Regions from separate parts of the Homo sapiens genome. Here region 1 is linked to region 2. The links are chromatin contacts, found by Hi-C or POLR2A ChIA-PET in ENCODE. All regions are on one chromosome and are shown on one strand. The core of a region is the stretch at or near the end of the contact, and the rest is flanking DNA. Distances in the headings are between cores, read along the strand shown. Region 1 has its middle 180 kb from the start of DMAC1. Region 2 overlaps LOC105375971 (a long non-coding RNA gene).

Region 1 (2,700 bases), core at 83-2,582, 41 kb after region 2:
TTAATGATAAGTTCCTTGATGACAGGACCCATCTCTTTTTCCTCCTTCACTTCCCACAGTGGCCATAGAATAAATATAGACAGTATAGCCTATTAGGGAAAAGTGATTTACACAGAAATGAAGCATTCTTACTTTTTATTTCCAGTTGCCCAAAGACTTAGCAAAGTTGATCCTGCTACCTAATGAGGCATCTCTCATTCCCACAGTCTCTGCCTAGCTCCCCGCATATTAGAAAAATGTGACAATTTACAACTTTGTTGGGGAGCTAGGAACATTCGTTCCTGGAGCAGGTTAAACTGTTAGCAGGGTGGAAACTATTTCTTCAAACTAGATGTAATCTGCAATTCTAGTAAAGCACTTAGCAACAATTCCAGTTGATCCTCACTTGTGAGTTTATATGCGTAATACCCACAAGGGCCGTACCCATGTTTGTTTTGTTTATTTTTGTATCAAAAACCTTAGCCTAGAAACTAGTGCAAAGGAGTCGAAGACCCTGTCCATTCATATATTCAGCAAATACATTGAGCACCCACACACCCACAAAGTGTGTGTCTTTTGTTCACTGCTGTCTTCCCCATACCTAGGGAAGGTAGGGACTGCCTTCTTGGTTAACTTCTGGCTCAAAAAAAGTAAGAGCTAAGAATTAGCAATGCTTACTCTGTGCCTGGCACTTTTTAAAGTATATTACATGTATTTTAGATGTTTAATCTTTATAGTATCCTACAAATTAGGGATTATTAATATCCTTATTTTTACAGATGTGAAAATTCAGACACTTTTCTGCATAAATATGTACATAGTACTTATGTGTTGTAATATACACATTACAATATAGCATATATTTGTCATATAACATAACATGTATATGCACATAAATACATACTATAATACACATAGCATATATTATATGTAATACATATCATATATACATATATACATGTACATATGTTCATGTATTGATATAAACATATATTCACACACATACCCATATAACACTGATAAAAATGAAGTTGCTCTAGTGTAAGCGTGATGGCAAGAAGGGCTGAAATCTGCTGGCCTTTCGTCTTGTCGTCACCCATCCCCTCCATATCCTCTAAGGCACTTTCTCAGAGCCCAGTTTGAAACCACTCATCTAGCCCTTGTCTCTCATTTTACATTTGAAGAAAGTGAGGCTCAGAGAGGGAAAGTGACTTATTTAAGGTCTCACAGCTTCATTAGCTGTGGGCTAAAGGCTGAGCCAAGACTAGAATGCCCCAATTTTCAGATAAAAAAAGCTGAAGCTCAGGGATATTGTCATTTACCCATGAGCTCACAGGCAGGAAGTGGTGAAACTATCATTAAACTACGGTTGGCCTTGTTCTTTTGTGGTTTCATTTCACTAAGCCTCTGACACCCTGACCTCAACTTCCTTCTGTAGATATGTCACCTGGCCTCCTTCAGTCTAAGACACTACACACTGGCCACACACTTTGTCATCCTCATAGACTGACAACCTGCTCTCACATACCCTGCTTTCTTACTGTGTAGGCTCTCTTTTCTTGCTCAGAATGTCCTTCCCCACTTCTTCATGTGCCAACTCCTAGTCATCCTACAAGAACCACATTCACTTTAAGTTTCTTTTGAAGCCTTTTCAGTGTCCCATACCCTGATCCCATTACCTCTTCTATGTATGCAGGGCTTGCTTCATGCTTGTGTAACCCAAGGGCCCTGCATTTGATTTAACACATTTTAAAATTCTTAACAATTTATGAAAAAGGAAACCCATATGTTCATTCTGCCCTGGACCCTGCAAATTATGCAGCCAATCCTGTGTGTGTTTTTTCATGTTGCGTAGACTCTATTACAGTCAGTAACATATTGAGAAAGAGTGTGTGTCTCCTCTGATAGTCTATGAGCTCCTTGAAGCAAGAGGCTTGTCTTAGTCATTGCTGTATCCTCACACCAGACTCTACGGGATGCTCAGGATTCACCTGTTGATCTGTGAGGAAGCCCAAGGCTCAGTTAATGCCCCCCACCCTCCTTCCATAACAGTCTCCTGATTAGGAAACAGTGCTTGACCTCTAGACAATCTGAGTATCCACTCCAGGAAGTGGAACATTGCCTTCCCAATGTTGAAACTGTTAGCACTCAATCATGTTTCAGGAACATATAGAAGGTATGTGCCTATTCTGCTTCAATTGCTTTCCAAAATAAGTATACGAAAGTGGATAGAAAATATTTTAGTTTGATGAAGTAAGAATGTTATGAGGCAAAAGGAACTGACTTATCCCACTGGGTGGGGATTAGGTCTGGAATAAGATTGCACCATGACTAAAATGACTTCTTTAGCCAATGACATTCCTGAAGATTGGATCAGAGTAAAGTTAAACTAACCTACTCAAGGAAGACTTTCCTAAATCAGCCCCTTTGCTGTATAATTTAGTATGGAGAGCTGATTGTGGGTTTTTCTTGTTTCATTGTTTAATACATAGAGGTTTCACATTTCATTTTGAAACAGAAAGAGGGACTGGAAGAGATAAGTTAGTATGAGTGAGGAAAAGATTAGAAGGTAGAGATAGGATCGCAATGCTGTTATCACCTTTGCTTTATTGATAATCTCAGGAAGGACTAGACTGCTAAGAAAGAGGAGCCCAGATTGGAATAAAAGAGACGATGCCAGGATCAGCCTGTGAGAGGATGTCTCACTTAGTACACCTCAAG
Region 2 (2,700 bases), core at 201-2,700:
TGAAGTTTCACTGAGCAGATGTTCCATTTTTCTTATCTTTTTGAAATATGACTTAAAAAAACACCTAGGGGAAAATTTTAAATTTCATGAAGGATGATGGTTTTTGTCCCGTTTTATACCTTTTATGTGCTACTATGTAAAATGAGAATATTAATAATGGCTGCCGTAGTGTTACTATGATCAAGCAACCAACAAGGCACCTGGCATAGATACGTTAAAAAATGTTTGTTATTATTCTTATTAAACTATTTTTCATAGTCTAAATATTAACTAATGCAATAACAAATGGAATTTTTTTTTTTTTTTTTTTTTTTTTTTTTTTGAGACGGAGTCTCACTCTGTCACCCAGGCTGGAGTGCAGTGGCGCGATCTCGGCTCACCACAAGCTCCGCCTCCCGGGTTCACGTCATTCTCCTGCCTCAGCCTCCCGAGTAGCTGGGACTACAGGCGCCCGTCACCACACCCGGCTAATTTTTTGTATTTTTAGTAGAGACGGGGTTTCACCGTGTTAGCCAGGATGGTCTCGATCTCCTGACCTCGTGATCCGCCAGCCTCGGCCTCCCAAAGTGCCGGGATTACAGGCGTGAGCACCGCGCCCGGCCATAAATGGATTTTTTTACCTTTGAAGATACACATGCCTGTATGTATATATATCTGTATCTACATATGCAAACATACACATATATGTATATATTTTTTAAAGGAAGTCTTTTTATTGTTGCTGCCGCTAAGCAATGGTTTCAGTGAAATTCAAATACAGAGAAAGCAACTTACTTATCTGCACAGAGACCAGAGGTAGATGAAAAAACAGTTCTTGTCCTCTCAGAGGAGACTGAGTGAGGCCTCTGGACTCGGCCTCTATTGCGCCCCAATCATTTCACAAGTAAAAGGAACCTTCAGTGTGAGAATGGACAGACAGGTAGTACAGAGGCTATTTTATTATAATAAATGGAAAGCCCTGTTGGAGTAAGCTACACGCTGCCAGACATCATTTTCTCATGACTGCATAATCTTTCATAGCATTGTTTAAGGATTATTGTTTTAAGCCCCCCATGGAATCTTGTGGAGACTGGGGTATGTGGATTCACAACAACAACAAGAAAACCAAAGCTCTAGATTTAAGAATTGCCAGAAGGCCATTCATTAGAAGCCTGGACAATATCAGAGTTCTTGAAATATGGTTACTAAAGACTTCACTAGATAAAGGATTTCTTTTTCCTCAGGTTTGCATGTTTCATATTTTCTTTCATACACGTTTCCCGTCAGACTTTCCAGTTATGAGTTTGCACCCCCATCCCTTGCCTATTGAAAATCCACAAACTGTGGGGCATAGAAACTGTTTGGAAGGAGGTTAGAGAAAAAACTCACTTCTCTAATCACGCAGCAGAAGTGGCTTCTGCAGATTCTGAAAGAAAAGACTAATCTCACTGCTCCTCCTTCACAGTCTTTACTCGTGGAGCCTGTGGTTTAATAGAGGGAGAACTCAGTGTCATAACCTCATTTTTTGCTATGCTAAGATTTGTTTATACAGGAAGGGTGGGACTTCTGTTGAACCAAGAAAATCTCTCAAATGAAAGAGAAACCACAGCAGTGCCTATCTTGCACCTACTACATATTCAGTATTTATTGAATAATAAGTAATGAATGATTCATAGTGTCTTGCCTCAGCTTTTTCTCTGAGCCTTAGGTTTCTCTTCTATATGTGGTTTGGAGCAGATAAGGGCTATATACAATTTTTGGGGATGAGAATGTTCTTCTCAGCTCCTGTCCCACATGTCAGCTGATTGGCTAAGCCATCATCCCCCCACCAGGACGTATTCAAACTTGGCACTGAATATTCAATCTTTACAATACAGTGACATTCCTCTGGGTATCTGTGTTCACACAGGAGCCTAGCCAGTTGCTAGGAAGGCAATGGTTGCCCACACTGAGGAAGGAGGAAGAGTGAAAAGAGACTATGGGAGCATGTTTATTCTCCCCGAGGGAAAGGTCTTTGAGAAGCCAGGCAACGTGTAGGGCCTTAGTCCAGAGAGCTGTGACTCGGCAAAGGGCTCAAGTCCCAGCAGGAAGCTGAGGCAGAAGGCCAGGCCATGTGGACCAGGCCCAGAATGCGGAGGGAAGAAGAGGACTACCATTTGGTCAGGCCCCAGGTGCCCAGCACTCACACCAGGTGTACCAGGTTCTGAATTTATAGCTAAACAGCTATTTTCAGACCCCTCCTGCTAGTAAAGGCATGCCTCCCTGCATACTGCCTGCTTTTAGGTTTAGGAAGTAGGTGGAGTTTTCTGCAGGTGGAAAAGCACAGCTGAAAAGGGAGGGAGAAAACAGCTCTGACAGACACAGAACAGTATCCTTTCTGTGGTGCTAATTTGAAGAATTCTTTCAGTAACGTTGATTTGAGGGTGGTTGCATAGCCAGAGAGATGAAGGTGAAATGGATGTTTTCTTTAGTCTGGATAACAGCACAGGCTACGCTGCTGAGTCTTACAAAATCACCTGCTGAGGGATTCATGTCAATGTGTCCCATTCCTCCCCCTCCTCCTCAAAAAAAAAAAAAAATACGTATATATATATAGAGAGAGAGAGTACAGAGTACAGCAGGTTATTTTAAAATATTATTTCTGGCCAAAGACATGCCCATAGAGTCTAGAAGAATGATCACCTGGCAGGCAGTTATAGCAAATCACATGTTAGTTTCATG

The links. Hi-C counts contacts between places; a loop is a spot of excess contacts on that map. ChIA-PET counts read pairs that join two places held with the same protein, here RNA polymerase II (POLR2A). Pooled maps may share reads with other maps.
Region 1: a loop to region 2 is called in a map of CD8-positive, alpha-beta T cell, with 8 times the contacts of the local background. The contact joins two enhancer-like sites. A Hi-C loop is called at or near these places in 11 of 168 maps with a recorded cell type or tissue (B cell, CD4-positive, alpha-beta T cell, CD4-positive, alpha-beta memory T cell and 5 more), 3 of 37 single-sample maps with no recorded cell type and 17 of 50 pooled maps. POLR2A ChIA-PET finds 5 or more read pairs at or near these places in 7 of 52 experiments (CD4-positive, alpha-beta T cell, CD4-positive, alpha-beta memory T cell, activated CD4-positive, alpha-beta memory T cell and 4 more).

What each region holds. Positions count from the first base shown.
Region 1 is chr9:7,975,184-7,977,883 of GRCh38, forward strand. No RefSeq gene overlaps it. Among named protein-coding and RNA genes, the nearest start is that of DMAC1, 180 kb to the left of the region's middle. RefSeq lists an enhancer at 1,568-1,677. Within about 2 kb of position 1,333, at least 8 of the 41 ENCODE cell types and tissues checked have a DNase peak (open chromatin) inside an H3K27ac peak, as active enhancers do; they include B cell, CD8-positive, alpha-beta T cell and natural killer cell, where a contact is called at or near this core.
Region 2 is chr9:7,934,326-7,937,025 of GRCh38, forward strand. All of the region lies in intron 2 of LOC105375971 (a long non-coding RNA gene), which reads right to left. Among named protein-coding and RNA genes, the nearest start is that of DMAC1, 140 kb to the left of the region's middle. Within about 2 kb of position 1,451, at least 3 of the 41 ENCODE cell types and tissues checked have a DNase peak (open chromatin) inside an H3K27ac peak, as active enhancers do; they include B cell, CD8-positive, alpha-beta T cell and natural killer cell, where a contact is called at or near this core.